2 separate regions of the Mus musculus genome follow, and region 2 is linked to region 1. A link is a loop called in an ENCODE intact Hi-C map of the cell type or tissue named here. Cell type or tissue: heart. All regions are shown on one strand. Links, peaks and the distances in the headings refer to the core of each region. The heading gives the core; the rest is flanking DNA. Region 1 holds the start of Gm36599 (a long non-coding RNA gene). Region 2 holds the start of Gm42322 (a long non-coding RNA gene).

The links. Hi-C counts contacts between places; a loop is a spot of excess contacts. Peaks named below come from ENCODE experiments on the same cell type or tissue, not always from the same donor. Only the 100,000 strongest peaks of a DNase experiment are listed, where the experiment ranks them.
Region 2: a loop joins it to region 1, with 1.8 times the contacts of the local background. A loop is called at or near these places in 5 of 42 quality-filtered maps.

What each region holds. Positions count from the first base shown.
Region 1 is chr4:133,001,765-133,010,094 of GRCm38, reverse strand. Fgr (FGR proto-oncogene, Src family tyrosine kinase) reads right to left here. Exons shown (of 13, transcript NM_010208.4): 13 at 8,202-8,330. Gm36599 (a long non-coding RNA gene) reads left to right here and starts at 1,943. Exons shown (of 3, transcript XR_390813.3): 1 at 1,943-2,067; 2 at 5,346-5,615; 3 at 6,955-8,330. In heart, for the core only: CTCF peaks have their summits at 771 (motif pointing left) and 4,632 (motif pointing right); DNase peaks (open chromatin) are centred at 654, 1,834, 4,674 and 6,994; H3K4me3 peaks cover 376 bases; H3K27ac peaks cover 3,803 bases; H3K27me3 peaks cover 38 bases.
Region 2 is chr4:133,436,041-133,444,370 of GRCm38, reverse strand. Gm42322 (a long non-coding RNA gene) reads left to right here and starts at 4,005. Exons shown (of 3, transcript XR_881475.1): 1 at 4,005-4,436; 2 at 5,413-5,718; 3 at 7,055-7,311. In heart, for the core only: no CTCF peak of the experiment used is centred there; DNase peaks (open chromatin) are centred at 190, 3,746 and 4,450; H3K4me3 peaks cover 1,207 bases; H3K27ac peaks cover 3,417 bases; H3K27me3 peaks cover 532 bases.

The DNA of each region.
Region 1 (8,330 bases), core at 314-8,313:
CATCTCTCCCAGTCCCTACCTATAGAGCAATTGAAACTTTTCCAGAAAGCAAGTAACAGGGGAGGCTCTAAAAAGCACACCCACTGATGTGGCATCGTGGCACATGTGGCCAGCTGGAGAGGCCTCTGTCTAGGGGCCACTTCGCTTGCAGACAAAGTAACCCCAAGAACTGATTATGATAAGAACGGGCATTAATAAAAGCAGGAGGTGCTTTAGCGATCCTTTGTAGCTTCAAAACTCAACTCTGAGGTCATCACAAGCAGAACTTTTGGTGTCTTGCCATAACTGCCGCCCATAGGGCAAACTTTAGTGCTGATGGGTGTGAGAGACTCCCAGGTCTGCCCATCTCTAATGCCTCACCCACCTTTACCAAGGATAGGAAGACCCTTACTGCTTGAATTAAATGTAGGCAGAGGTTGGGATGAGATCATACTGGTGGCAGAGAGCCCCAGGAAAGATGGGACTAATCGATATTCAAGAAAAGCATAAAGGGGGCGGGGGGAATGGCTAGTTAGGTGGCAAAAGGCACACGAAAAAGAAGTTAGGTAGAATTTCCCAAATATGCTCCAAATTCTCCAGGCTGCTTCAGGTGTCCCCTCTGCAGAAGTAGTGGGTAGCCCCAAAGGGTTACAGATTCCTAGAAACAAAACACAGCAGAGCCTTCCTGGAATTTAGGGACAGGTTTTTCTTATGGAGCCTTTCCAAAGTATGTTGGGGAAGGGGTCCCCCAAACTGCACATGAACTATTATGCGGGATGCTGCTGCCACCTAGTGTCCAATCTCCATATCTGCTCCGGTGATTTAAGCTGAGGAAGAGCTAGGAAGAGCCTCTCCTCTTTCTGGGGTCAGCTTCCTCCAACCACGTTTGTTTCACTGGAGACAAAACCTAGTATATTCAGACCCAGGAAATATTACTTGAAAGTAAAGATAAAACTGTGGGGACCTAAGGTTTTAAAGGCCGTGTAAACTGGGATCCAGGCACACCTGGGCTTGCCTTTATTTGTTGTGTTGTCAGAGGCCCAGGTTTCCATGGATAAAATAGACTCAGGTTCCTGAATGGTATGTGCCTGTAACCCCAGCATAGGGAAAGTGGAAGCAGGAGGATCAGAAATCTAAGGTCATCTTCAGCTGTACAGGTACACAAGGCCAGCCTGGGCTACATGAGAGACTCCCTCTAGAATAAATAAATAAATAAACAAATAAATAAATAAATAGAAAACTGGCAAGGTAGAGGAGAGATTAGGTTATAATAAGAATGGCAATGACAGCCGGGCAGTGGTGGCACACTCCTTTAATCCCAGCACTTGGGAGGCAGAGGCAGGCAGATTTCTGAGTTCGAGGCCAGCCTGGTCTACAAAGTGAGTTCCAGGACAGCAAGGGCTACACAGAGAAACCCTATCTCAAAAAACAAAACAAAACAAAAGAACGGCAATGACTGATAGTCCCTGGGATTCATAGAAAGGGGAGAAACGATGGGTGCCCCCTCTCTGAATACAAAGGTTCTGGGGCTTCCAGAAAGGATGTCTGAATTGCTATAGAGTAATTCAGTTTCCTCCATACAAGAAGAAACTGGGACCTAACAAGCTTTCCTGAACTTTCCTGAGCCACTGAGCTGCAGATCCAAGAACAAGATGTGCCCTGGACTAGAGCCACTCTGTCCCAGCTTTACCCGCCATCGAATGCAATGGCTAGATCTAGGGTCCAGGAGATCAGGGTAGCAGGAAGCCCCCCTGACAGTGAAAACTACTACGGGCCCCCACTTTACCCTCCTTCAGACCAGCCCCTCTCCCCTCCCCTGCACAATCCTCCCACATTCCTCTAGGCAACAGGAAACCCCAGCTGCAGCCCAGACTTCAAACAGCTCCTCCCTCTGGGGCAGGGGGTGTGGGAGGAGAGGCCAGAGGCCACAGGGCAAAGGTCAGCTTTGTTCCTGCCAGAGGTGGTGAGGGACCTGGAGAAGACAGAGGGGGGTAGGGTAAGGTCCTTGACGGTCACACGGCATATGTGTAAATTCCTGTGTCCATCAGGGTGTACAAGGTCCTGGCTCTCTCCACCGAGTCTTGGGGGGTAAGTGTGTGTCCTTGGCTTGCCTTCGGTTATCTCTCTAACTGTAGGTCAGCACATTGTTGTCTGTCTGTGTGTGCTTAGCCTGGGACACCACTGATAATTCCGTAGGTGTTATCAAGTATAGTGATATGCTCAGTTCACGGGCCTGGTCAAAGCTATGTGTCCTAGAAGCGTGACCTAGTGTGGTTCCATGTGTTCAGAGTGGATGTCCTCCTGTCTCTTCTGTTATCCCTCCTCTACCCTAGTCACGAAGTGGAGGCTGAGCTTGTGCCTGGAATCCCAGCGCCGGTGTTCAGGAGGCTGGAGTTTGAAGCTAATGTAGATGACATATTTCCTAGCCAGCCTGAGGCATGCCCGCCACCTCACCCTAAGCCCCATCTCAAAAGCAAAACAAATCAGGGGCCGGAGGGTCACAGCCTTTCAGCTGGTCTCCTAGAAGACCAGAGTTTCTTGCCACTAATTGTGATTTCAGCTCGGGTGCAGGGTGGGCGTGGGGGAAACTTTGGTATCCACAGACACTGTACACACACACACACACACACACACACACAATTTTGAAAACCCCCCACAAAACTCTATTTTGCCTTCTAACGCTGTTGTCCAAGGGTTAGAATCCCAGCCAAGCACATGGCTGACCAGGACTTCAAATAATTCACCATCTCCATTTTTGGCACTAACCCACTGTCAGTGTAGTGCACTCCACTCATACCTAATTCGACTTTCCAGCAGCTTCATTTCCTGTCTCTGCATCCACTCAATTCTGTCTCTTGCTTTTTTTTCTCTTTTTTGGTTTTTCGAGACAGGGTTTCTCTTTATAGCCCTGGCTGTCCTGGAACTCACTTTGTAGACCAGGCTGGCCTCGAACTCAGAAATCTGCCTGCCTCTGCCTTCCGAGTGCTGGGATTAAAGGCGTGGGCCACCCCCAACCCCCCACCTCCTACCCCCCACCCCCCACCCCCACCCCCACCCCCGCTTGCCTTTTTTTTTTTTTTTTTTTTTTTTTGGTTTTTTTTCAAGACAGGGTTTCTCTGTGTAGCCCTGGCTGTCCTGGAAGCCTTTTTTTTTTTTTTTAATAAGGGTTTTGTTTTGTTTCGTTTTGTTTCCCTTTGTTACAGGGTTTCGAATAGTTCAGGCTAGCCTAAAGCTTACAATGTAGCTGAGGATGACCTTGGATTTTTTGATTCTCCTGCTTGTACCTCCCAAGTGCTGGAATCACAGGTTTGCTGCAGCAGGCTGGGACTTTCCACCCCTTTTTCTTCTCTCACCTCTCTCTCTCTTTTGAAACAAGGACTCTCCATACGTAGCCCAGGTTCACCTCAACTTCACAATCCTCAAATGCCCACTCTTTTTCAGCTGCATTAGAAAACAAAGAAGTTAGGCTGGAGAGATGGCTCAGCGGTTGAGAGCATCTTCAGACACACCAGAAGAGGGCATCTCATTACAGATGGTTGTGAGCCACCATGTGGTTGGTGGGAATTGAACTCAGGACCCCACTCCACCCTCCCCACAAATAGCCAAAGCTATCCGTCCTAGCCTGGTGTGCACATCATTACTGTTCCTTTTTTTTTTTTTTTTAAAGATTTATTTATCTATTATATGTAAGTACACTGTAGCTGTCTTCAGACACTCCAGAAGAAGGAGTCAGATCTTTTTACAGATGGTTGTGAGCCACCATGTGGTTGCTGGGATTTGAACTCTGGACCTTCAGAAGAGCAGTCGGGTGCTCTTACCCACTGAGCCATCTCACCAGCCCTGCTGTTCTTACATAATGAAGAGCAGCCAGTGCTCTTAACTGCTAAGCCATCTCTCCAGTCCTAGTCGCTTGTCTTTGTCTCTTGTTTCATTGGTGTTTTTAGACAGTTTTACTATGTAGTTTATGTAGTCCTGGATTGGCCCGGAACGAAAAAAGAGCAGCCTGCCTCTGTCTCTCAGAGCGCTGGAACTAAAGCTGCCTATCTGACTGTGTTTATTTTCTTGTTTCCTCTGAAAAGGACTTGCCCAGGGCTATTGTAGTAGTTCATGCCTTTAGTCCCAGAACATGGGAGGCAAAGGCAGGCAGATGTCTGTGAGCTTGAGGCCAACCTGGTCTACAGAGTAAATTCCTAGACAGCCAGACCGATATTGTGAAATCCTGTCATGTAAAAAAGAAAAAGAGGCTGGGCAGTGGTGGCGCACGCCTTTAATCACAGCACTTGGGAGGCAGAGGCAGGCAGATTTCTGAGTTCGAGGCCAGCCTGGTCTACAGAGTGAGTTCCAGGATAGCCATAGCTACACACAGAGAAACCCTGTCTTGAAAAACCAAAACCAAAAAAAAGATAAAAGGAAGGAAAAAAAAAAGGAAGAAAGAAAGAAACAAAAAAAGAAAAAAAAATTCCCGCCCAATTGATTTTGGATCCTCCTCTGATCTCCAACACATCCAAAACTGTCATCTTCTCCATCTTTCCTCTGAACTTGGTCACCATTAAACTTTGTGTATCTTGAAATGGGAATTGGAACCTGACACCCCACCATCCCACCCAGCAAAAAGTTTCCTTCATTTCTGGATGTAGTTCCTAGAGTGTCCACTAGGTGGAGGGCAAGCATCACTGCAAGGCCATCCAGGCCAAGTGCCTGATTAGGAATGGTTAAGGGGAGAAAGGCTTCCTAACTGTACCAGGAAAACACGTATAGGAGTGGACAGAGGATTCCTCCAGCTCAGTTTTGGAGCAGAGGGACTCAGAAAGGTCTCCTATGGTGTGTCGTGGATGCCCAGGCGATTTCTAGCTTTCTTTTTTCTTTTCTTTTCTTTTTTAATTTTGGTTTTTTCAAGTCAGGGTTTCACTGTGTAGCCCTGGATGTCCTGGAACTCACTCTGCAGACCAGACTGGCTTCGAACTCAGAAATCCGCCTGCCTCTGCCTCCAGAGTGCTGGAATTAAAGGTGTGTGCCACCACTGCCTGGCTTTCTTTCTTTCTTTTTTTTTTTAAAGATTTGTTTTATTTATGAGTACACTGTAGCTGTCTTAAGACACACCAGAAGAGGGCATCCAATCACATTACAGATGGTTGTGAGCCACGATGTGGTTGCAGGGAATTGAACTCAGGACCTCTGGAAGAGTAGTCGGTAGCTGGGTGTGGTGGCACACGCCTTTAATCCTTATTCTGCCCTGGTTCATCTAAGCTCGCTGCCATCCCATATGTAGTTCTTTGCATTTGCCTGAGTCTCCCTCGGCTATACCTCAGGGCCTTTGCACGTGCTACTCTTTCAACCGGGATGACCTCATTCTCCTGTTTCCTCAGAGCCAATTCATTCCACATACTCTAAGAAATCTCCATGGGCGCCTACACTGGCCTCGCTGCTGTGTGTTGTAATGGTTTACTGTCATGTTTTCTGGACAAGACCAGCCTAGTGGAGACAACACTAAATGCATACAGAAACAGGAGGACTTTGAGTTCAAGGCCAGCATGGACTACATAGACCAGGTCCATCTCAAAACAACAACGACAGCAACAACAACAAAGAAAGAACAACGCCCATTAAAAACTACAAGCAGAGCAACACAAAAACAGGTGTATATGAAATTAACAAATGACTAAGTTGGTGGGTTATTTAATTTTTACTTATGTGTGTGTGTGTATGTATGTATGCATGCATGCATGCATGCATGAGTTAATATGCACATGTTAGTGTCCTCAGAGGCCAGGGAACATTGAACCCCATGAAATAGTTTCAAGTAGCTGTGAGCTTCCAGATGTGGGTGCTCTGAATTGAACCCAGGTCCTCTACAAGAGTGGTAAGGACCCTTAAACATTGAGCCACCTCTCTAGTCCCAATTGAGTGCAATCAGCAAGTACGGAGACACCTGTATCCACAGCCTCGCTGCATCAGTATTAGATTTTGTCCTACAGCTCTATCATGTGTGCCAGTGGAACACACGAGTGAGTCCTAGAGTTCAAACCCAGACTCTATCATCTCACGGAATGACCTTGGGTGAGGGTCAGAACCTTCATTTTCTTCTCTGTAAATGGCTATAATCTCCCATTGCTGCAGAGCCTAGTGGTGAAGATCAAATTAGACCACGCAAGCGAAACATCCCCACCCCCACCCCCCAGTCAATTAGGTGCCCTCCCGCAGCATGGAACCTGGAGATAAAATCGCCCTCTGAGCCGTAAGCCAGTAAAATCTACACATCACGGAGGAGAAGAGCCAGGTGGGGGAGTGAATGAGGCGGGAGATGGTTTTGTAAACGACCGAAGAGTTTTGTGAACGGGAGCGAGTTGCAATCAAGGTGACCGGCCTGTAATCTCAGGGAGGCAGGGCGAAAGAGGATGTGATTGAAACGGAGAGAGCTGTAGCTTAATCAATTGCATTGTGCTCTATCTGGAGGGAACAGAAGGCGGCACTGAAATGGGGGTGCCAGGGAGCTTCATCCAGCTGCTCTGGAGGGAGTGATGGGGAACCTGTAGACACAGGGACGGTCTGGTTCGGCTGAAGAGCAGCGAGGGGCCTGGAGCACTCCAGATGGCTCACTGCATTGCTGGGGCCTTCACTGAAACCACATGGGCAGAAGGCAGCAGGCAGAGCCCCAGGAGGCAGACGACAAGAATATCTTAGTTCCAGGAAAGGGCTGTGGAGGATAAGTGCTAAATCTGGGGCCAGAGACTTGGTCCCAGCCCCTGATCCACCAGCTTAATGTCCTGGACACCTTCAGAAATCCGACTTCGGTCAGGCATGATGGTATATGCCTACGATTCCAGCACTAAGGAGCCTGAGCAACATGGAAGGGGTCTATCTCAAAATGGATATGTGTGTGTGTGTGTGTGTGTGTGTGTGTGTGTGTATGGTGGGGGTGTCCACGAGTTATCTCACAGTACCTCAGTTAATCAGAACAGCCGCCTGTTTTTCTAGGTTGTGTGAGGCTGAAATGGCAGCATGCCCTGAGCAGGACCCCTGGCACGGAGCCAGCATTCTGTAAATGGCAGTGGCAGACAGCTGACGTGCGTGTATTAAACATTTAACGCTACCTCACAGATGGACAGACTGAAACTTGCAGAACGTAAACCCTTGCATAGAGCCACGGAGCCAGCCAGTGGCAGAGGCAGGATTCTCGGTGACTGGGCTCACAGTGGGAAGTACAACCCCATGGCGGCAGGAAGACAGAAACAACACTACCTTCTGGCTTGTATCTCAGGTTCTTGTGAATTTGGCTGGTTAGGACCCTATGGCCTCGAGAAGCCTTGGAATCTACAGAGCTAAGTCTACCATCCTGTGACACCTGGATTCTCTCCATGTTTCTTCTCTTTTCTTTTTTTTTCATTTATTTATTTTTATTTTACGTGCATTGGTGTTTTGCCTGCGTGCGTGTCTGTGTGAGGCTGTCAATTCTTAGAGTTACAGACAGTTGTGAGCTGCCCTGTGGTTGCTGGGAAATTGAACCCAAGTCCTCTGGAAGGGCAGTCAGTACTCCTAACCGCTGAGCCATCTCTCCAACACCTTCACCATTCAACAGCCTCCAGCACAACCCTGGTCACAGGGAACTCTCAGTAGATGCCACCCTGTCCCTTTTCTTTAGATTCCTCAGTTTGACAGAGGGTTATAGGAATCTTTCTGCCAGTAAGTAAAGAACACACACACACACACACCACCCTTTTCAAAGCCCAGCGGTAATGAAGTCTAGTGAAGAGACTGTGGGCTTTGTGTAAGATCAGCTCTACCATGTGCAGCTGAGTGATCCAGGCATATCAGACAACTCCGGGCCTCGGTTTTCTCATCCAGTGGAACTAATAGAAAACAGTCTCAGCATTAGATTACATGCGGGAGAAAGACTGCAAACATATCTAATAGTCAGCAGGCAAGTTTGTTTGTTTGTCTGTCTGTCTGTCTGTTTGTTTGAGATAGGATCTCACTATTATCCCTAGCTGTCCTGGACCTTGCTGTGTAGACTATGCTGGCCTCAAACACATGCCCATCTTCTTGCTTCTGCCTCCCTAGTGCGGGGACTAAAGGTGTGTGCCTCCCCACACTAGGCATGGTAGGTGGGACACAACTGTAATTCCAGCATTTGGAAGGTGGAGACAGGAGGATTGGGAGGTCAAGGTCCTTCTTGGCTATGTAGAGAATTTAAGGTCAGCCTGGGTTATAAGAGACCATGCCTCTTTTTTTTTTTTTCTTAAAAGGTAAGTATATGTTTATTTATTCATTCATTATTTCTCCACCCAAGGGAAAGCCTCCAGGATAGGAATAGCTCTTACTCATTTTTATTTGCTCAGGGTCCTGCTCAGTGA
Region 2 (8,330 bases), core at 183-8,182, 430 kb before region 1:
CCAAAAGCAACTTGAGGAGGAAAGGGTTAATTTCACTTCCCCCTCCCTTCATGAATAATAGGAGATCCTCATGAAAGCTCCTAATGTCACCTCCACAAGTGACCAACCTGGTAATAGCAACCCTGAGCGAGCCACTCGCCTGAGCTGGGCAGCCATTTCTCCTTTGTCCGCCCACTGGATCTGCACGGGAACCAGATGAGGAAGGCTGCCAGAAAAGGCAGAGGCTCCTTTTAACCCAACGTCTGGCTGAGGAGCCTCCCGTTAGAACTGCTCAACTGGGTTCTCAGGCAGTCTCCCGGGAAGGGAAGGCTGGGGTAAAATGTTTCCTTTTTCCAGGCAATGGTGACACATGCCTTTAATCCCAGCTCCCTGAGTTCGAGACCAGCCTGGTTTACAGAACGAGTTCCAGGACAGCCAGGGCTACCCAGAGAAAGACAATTTTAAAAAACATAAACAAATAAACAAAAAAAGTTTCCTCTCATTAGGGTAGAGAATTCTTCCCAGAAGCCCCCACAGACTCTTGCTTCTGTCTCATTGGCTAGACAGTAACCCTGGACCAATTGTAGTGACATTTGACTGGTCATCTGACCCTGGATAGGTCGACAGGTAGTCCTCTCACTTGAAGAAAACAGCCTTGCTTCAGGAAGGGATCAGGGACAAGCACCTGCCCTTATAGTATGAGAGGAACCGAGGATTAGCGGCAGCCTGCCTGTCCTCTGAGGTGACAGTAAGCGGGTCTCATCCTCCCTAGGTCTAGACTTTGTAATCCGGCCGTGGAATCTACTCACTTGTACCGTGCAGCGTTTCTTCTCTAAGAAGCCATGACTCTTCTCCATGAGCAGAATTTCCCTGGAAATTTTTGGATCCCAGGAAGAGTAACAACTGTTCAGCACACCGCTAGACAGGACATCTCTGGGTCCCAGGGTCATCCCACCCTCACAGAGCTCACTGTTCCATCAGGCATGGGGGGGGGCTCAACCCCCTGCCCGTCACCTCCATAGCCCCAGGCCTCCCAGCTCTTCCCAGCCCTGAGCTTGGCCAGCTCCTCTGACACTTCTCGGCCAGGCTGCCAAGACCAACAAGGCCTCAGAACAAAGGGACCTTTGAGAGGCAGGACATAGTCCCCACAGAAGGAAGCTGTGGTCTTAACTAACAAAGGTCCCCTCTGGGCTCTCCTGTGAGTACCGAAAATTCAAACTTTAGAATGAGTACAGCCAAGATGGCCATCCCCCTGCAGGGTCCAGCCTGGCCCCTCAGAGCTTGGCACAATCACAGCGAAGCAGTTTCTTTCCCAGAATCGGAGGAGGTAAAAGCTGACAACGTTAGAAACTGTGCTGCAGTTTCTGCCTCAGCCGCCTATGTCACAGCTCACAGCCCAGCACACGGCAGTCAGAGCAGCTCCTCTCTCTAACAAGAGCCTCAGTCAAGTAAGGCCGGATACTTGGCTTTGCCAAGGAAAATAATTTCAGGATAAGCCCCTATGAAGCAGGTTGTAGTTTATTGAAAGGTTTGTTTCTTTTTTTGAGCCAGAGATTAATTTTGTAGTCCTGGCTGCCTTGGAACTCACTATATAGACCGGGATGGCTTCAGAGATTGGCCTGCCTCTGCCTCTTGTGTGCCGGATCTAAGGATGTGAGTCACCAAGCCATGTCCATCACTGATGGATGTTAAGCACAAGGACAAAGGAAAAGAACACACACCCAAGGGTTGACACACTCTCCTATAGCAAAGAACATGATACACCCAACTATAGACACGGTCTCTCAAAGGAAAAAAATGGTTCAGTATACTGGTAGTAATGGATGGAACAGTAACAGAGAAACAATGAAAAGAGAAGACATAAGGAGAGAGAAAGAGAGAGAGAGAGAGAGAGAGAGAGAGAGAGAGAGCCAGCTCCTCCCCTTGGAATCCAATTGAAGCCTCTTGCCAACAGACAACAAGAATTCCAACAAAATTACCTCCTTCCCACCTACACACCCTTTGTTTCTGGGAATGCTTTGAATTCCCTGTGTGACCTTGGGGGCTCTTGGCGCCCCCAGCTCAGCCTGTGAGTCCATCTGAGGCATCCTCAGAGCCACTTCACTCATTTTTCTTAAAAGAGAGTAAAGAAAAGTTTCCCAGCAACCTTTAGAGATGGAACCTGAGAGCCGTCATGATGGCACGGGTGGCCAGAGCTAAGGAAATCAATTGCAGCTCTCCCTGGGGAGTCTGTACCCACACGTGCCTTTCCTAATCACTCTCTACCTTATTTCCTGAGGCAGAGGCTCTCAGTGGACCTGGAGCTCACCAATCTGGCCAGGCTCACTGCCCAGGAAACTTCATGAGTCCTCCTGTCTCTGTCTCCGCCATACTGCGATTATAGACGTGCCCTGCTTTTTATGTGGGTATTGGGAACCCTAACTCAGGTCTTTGAGCTTGCACAAGTAAACACTCTATAGACTGAGACACCTCCCTAGCTCCTTTTGTTTATTCTTTTGAGTCAGGGTTTCACCATATAGCCAAGGCTGGCCTTGAACTTGCCGTCGTCCTTCAGCTATGGTATGTTGGGCTTACAGATGTGTCCTGACACCTGACTACAAGGGTAATCTTTCAGTCTGTTTTGTCGGGTATGGGAGTCTGTAGTCTAGCAAACACAGAATAGCATGGCCTACCTTGCTGGGTCCTTGGAAGAACTGAACTCAGGGCCACACATTCTCTCTGCATCTGATTCAGAAAAATAAAATGTCTTTGGATGCTGTATTTTCCCTGTCTCTGTTTCAGCTACTCTGAATGCTTTCTGTGCTGGAAATCATCATTTGCAAACTATAACACACACACATACACACCACACATACCCCCACCACAATAGCCCCCATATACATGTATACACATACACAACATACTACACACACACACACATTACACTCACACATATACACCACACACATACACATTCAGACCATACATCCCTCCCACATACCACATACACACAATACACACACACCACACATACACCACACCCACATACAATACTACACCTACACATATACACCACACACACACATACACCCACAAAAACCCACACATCACACATACCCACCACCATACACACACACCACACCCACATGCATACCACACATACACACACACACACACCATACTACACATACACAAATATACCACACACACACATACACTCACAACCCCCCGCCCCCACACACACACACACCATGTCACTCTTCCCTTGCAGTAGATCTGGCTAACATTTGCAGGTTCCGGCAAATGGAGCGTAAGGCGAAGGTAATTCATTAATTTCTCTTAAGTAGAAGACTCACATTTCCTCTTTCCTTCCTTTCCTATGGATGAAATGGGATGCGGAGCTGAAGCAACCAATTTGGACCATGTGGCAAAAGGCAAACAGAAACCATTCAGAAACAAGGCAGAGGAGGGCCCTAATGTTTGTATGATTATCATATCTTCCTGGACTGAATTCTGTTTTTTGAGATAGGGTCTCTCACCGTGTAGACCAGGCTAGCCTCAATCTCACAGCACTCTGCCTGCCTCTGCCTCTTGATTGCTAGAGTTAAAGGCTTGTGCCACCACACCCAGCCTTATTCTTGGACCTTGATTTCATTTCCATCTCATTTAGCTCTCTGTTACTTCCTCCAAGATTCTGAAACTAAAACTGTGTGCTACCACACCCATCATCTTCTTGGTGGCCCCAGGAGAGACTGGAAGCCTGGTGGGGCAGCTGGAACTGTAAGATCGGGGTGCTGTTTGACCTTGGAACAAAGTCAGGTGTGCCTGGCAGCCTCTGAGGGCACAAGGAAGGAAGCTCAGGGGAGCCGCTGAGCAGGTGGCCGGTTCCCTGGAGTCCCTTCTGCAGCCTCCAGCTGCACACCCACCCCTCCCCTTGCACATTAGACTCTGCTCTTCAGCCCTAATTGATTAAGGCTGGAGAACTGGAGCAGGCGCACAGGCACGCACAGCTCCGCAGGAACCAACCCTATCTCTGGAACTCGGAGGCAAAAGCGCTAACTGCCATCGGATCTCAGATCTCGATGTGAGGCTGGGTCTTCGCAGAACAGTGTCCCCACCCCCCACCCCCACCCCAACGCTCTTCAGGAGAATGACCCGGAGTGCCGGAGTACAGGAGCCAAGCAATTGTATGGGTGATGCCAGGCAATTGAAGTATCAGCTACACAAGTGGTGGCTTTTCATCCCACCTTGCCCTTACCCCCTTCCCCGGGAAAAACTGAGTTCAAGCGCTGCCCCCCTTGAGGAACAGGAAACCACTAATCCCCTGCTTGCTAGTTGCCAAGCAACCCAGGATGAGCCTTCGAGGTCATTTCTCAGACAGCTCTGCGCCTCCCCACAGCCTGTGAACAGATGGCCCCTGCAAGCAGCCAGTCCCAGTCCTAAGCAATTGCTATGCTCCTGCAGCCTGTCCCCTGAGAGTAAGCAGAGAAGGAGGCCTCTAGGGATGCGGCAGGGGCTTGTGGAAAGGGAGAGGGGCCTGGGCCAGGCTCCCAGCAGCCTTGCAGGATTCTGCTCTTGTCCAGGGCAGTACCTGGGAGGAAAGGGAGGAGGAGGATGCTTGGTGGATACTGCCGTTCTAGGTGGGCTGGACTGTGTAGGAAAGAAGGCTTTGGCCCCCTTGACTGTTCCTCAAAGTACTACAGCCTTTGACAAGAGGCTCCCAACGAGCTAGGAATGAGCTACAGATGTCTGAGGCCCTGGGTTTGATCCCTAGTATTTCATAAAACTGGGCGTGGTCGTGTATTCCTGGGATTCCAGTACTGGGGAGGAGGTGGGAGGATCAGAAGTCCAGGGCCATCCCTGCCCACACAGAGTTACAAGCCAGAACCTGTATCAGAGAGAGAGAGAGAGGAGAGAGGGAGAGAAGAGAGAAGAGAGAAGAGAGGAGAGAGAAGAGAGAGAGGAGAGAAAGAGGAGAGAGGAAAGAGAGAAAGAGAGGCGAGAGAAGAGAGAGAGAGGGAGAGAGAGCGGAGAGAGAGAGAGAAGAGAGGAGAGAGAGAGGAGAGAAGAGAGAGAGGAGAGAGAAGAGAAAGAGGAGAGAGAGAAGAGAGAGGAGAGAGAGAGGAGAGAGAAGAGAGAGGAGAGAGAGAGGAGAGAGGAAAGAGAGAGAGAAGAGAGAGAGGAGAGAGAGAGAGGAGAGGAGAGAGGGAAGAGAGAGAGAAGAGAGAGAGGAGAGAGAGGGAGAGGGAGAGAGAGGAGAGAGAGAGGAGAGAGAGAGAGCTGGGTATGGTAGCCTACACCTTCAGTCTCAGGACTCAGGAGGCAGAGGCAGGAGGATCTCGGTGAGTTCAAGGCCAGCCTAGCCTATTTATCAAGTTCAAGGCCAGTCAATGTTACTTAGTAAGGCCTTGTCTCAAATAAATAAGAAATAATTCACCTGTTCTTTATTTTTAGGACAAAATTGGAGACAATGTCTCAGCCTCACTGAGGTGTTTCCTTCTAGTTGCCGGAAGATACAAAGATGCAGATAGCTCCGGACCTGTTTGTCCTGTTTTCCTATGTTTTGCTTTTTATTTTCTTAGTTTTATGTTTTTTGAGAAAGGGTCTCACTCCATATCCCCTGGCTGGCCTTGCATTCACTGTGTGTGACACCCCTCCCCCTCCCACACACCCGCAAGTATCATGGCCAGCAGCAAAACAATCGGAGGAAAGGCGAGAATGAATCTCAGTTCAGCTCAGACTTCTGGAGTCTGACACCAGGTGCTTTAATTTAGCTGTATTTAAGCCCAGCACAGTTTTGGAAAAAAGTTTTCTGAGGGCAATTAACTCAGTTCCCGTGTGTACAACAAAGCTTAAGACATGTTTACGTTGAAACTCTTTACAAAATACAGATGGCTTCTTCCTTTAAAGATGGGGACTGTTGACTGAGAAACAGTGCCCAAGGTAAGGGTCTAGGGAGGTAAACACCATGCCCATGGGAGTCAGGAGTGGCCTGGCCCTGAGACAACACAGAAGTCACTCAGGCTGCTGGAAAACACAAGCAGCTTCTCTCCTAAGGATGGCTTTATGGACTGAGGGACAGTGCTCGAGGTCTATGGGGGAGGCAGGGGATGAAGTGGCGGGGGGTGGGGGGGAAGAAGTCTGGGCTAAACAAATATAATGATTCTGGGGCATGTGGGTGAAGTCTGGCCCTGTAGATAGCAAAGCATCATCAGGTTCTAAACTCCAGCCTCCCCCGCATTCCAGATGGAGGACGGGTACCCATCTCCTCCCTCTGAAGAGACAAGCCTGCCTGTTTAACCTTCCTGGCTTCCCTTGTGCTTAGCTGTGTGCACGAGGACCTCTTAAGCCTCTACAGCTCTGTAGACCAGGCTGGACACAGACTCCCAGAGATCTGTCTGCCTCTGCCCGCTAGGTGCTGGAATTACAGGCATGGGCAACTACTCCCTGACTAAAGCAGTTAATTTTTATGTATAAATGTGTGAGTCGGGGGGCGGGGAGGGCTGGAGAGATGGCTCAGTGGTTAAGAGCACTGACTGCTCTTCTAGAGGACCCGAGTTCAATTCCCAGCAACCACATGGTGATTCACAACCATCTGTAATGGGATCTGATGCCCTCTTCTGGTGTGTCTGAAGACAGCTACCATATACATACACACACACACACACACACACATATATATATGTATATATATATATGTGTGTGTGTGTGTGTGTGCATATATATATATATATACATATATATTTATATAAAATTTCTTTTGCATATGTATGGGGACCATACATATGTCCTAAGTCCCTCAGGGACCAGAAGAAGTGGGTTGGAGCTGGAGCTGGAGTTACAGACAGTTCTGAGACACCGCACTGGTCCTGGGACCCTTCCCCAGGTCCTCTGCATGGGGAACATGTGCTGTTAGCTTGAGCCATCTCTCCAGTCTGTGTTGCCCTACGTTAACAACGCTAAGACAGACCTGCTATGCTCAGAGCAGACCCCGGCTACATGTCCTTTAATTCATTCCTATTCTGACAAGGCCCACCTGTAGGTGGTGTAACATCGAATAGGTTCAGGGCTTGGCCTCATACGTTTCTCACTGCAGGTGCCAACAGGTGGATTGGTGTAACCGCTTCTGCCCAACCAACTTCAAACTCTGGCCCCCATGAACCCTGCTCTCTGCGTGCATTAACTCGTTTTGCTGGTGGTTCGCAGTACTCAGGAAAACTGAAGGTTACCAGTTGTCTATTGCCATTATTGTTATTATTAAGACAGGCCTTGCTATGAAGTCCAGGAGAGCCTTGAACTTGGAATCCTTCTACTTCTGTTTCTGAGTGCTGAGATCCTATGCCTGGCACCAGTTTACTATATTAGTAAAGGATACTGTCGTTTTAAAAAAGATTTATTTATTTATTTTATGTATATGAGTACACCATTGCGTCTCCTAAGACACACCAGAAAAGGGCACACCATTGGATCCCATTACAGATGGTTGTGAGCCACCATGTGGTTGCAGGGAGTTGAACTTGGGACCTCTGGAAGAGCAGTTGGTGCTCTTAACTGCTGAGTCATCTTTCCAGCTCAAGGATATTGTCTTAGTCAGGGTTTCGATTCCAGCACAAAACAGCATGACCAAGAAGCAATTTGGGGAGGAAAGGGTTTATTCAGCTTACACTTCCACACTGCTGTTCACCAAAGGAAGTCAGGACAGGGTAGGAACTTGGAGGCAGGAGCTGATGCAGAGGCCATGGAGGGATGTCACTTACTGGCTTGCTTCCCCTGGCTTGCTCAGCGTGCTTTCTTATAGAGGACTCATAGAGAGGCCTTTCCTCAAGGGAACCTCCTTTCTCTGTGATAACTCCATCCTGTGTCAAGTTGATCCATAAAACCAGCCAGTACAGATATTATTTCTGCACGGTAGTGTATGCCCATAATCCCAGCACTTAGAAGGCTTAAGTTGGAAGATTGTTGTGAGATGGAGAGCAGCCTGAGCTATATAGTAAGTCCCAGGATAGCCTGGGCTGCAACAGGAAACTATCTTTAAAACAAGGAAAAAGTACAGCATCTTGAGTGTGGGGCACAGATCTGCAACATTTGTTAAGAACCTGGTCCTATTAGCTCTTTAAAGGGAATGATTGGAAAAGTTTATGAACTGAATAAGAAATGCACATCCCCCCCCCCCACCCCCATAGATTCAAATGTTTAAACGCTCGGTTCTCAGTTGGTGGTGCTGTTTGGGAAGGTTGTGGAACCTTTAGGAGGTGGGATTTACTGGAGGAAGTATGTCACTGGGGGCGGGGCTTTCAGCGCTTATCAGTTTACTCCACTTCCGGTCTCCTGTCGCGCTTGTGTCAGAAGCAGCTTCCTGCTCCTGTTGGCCC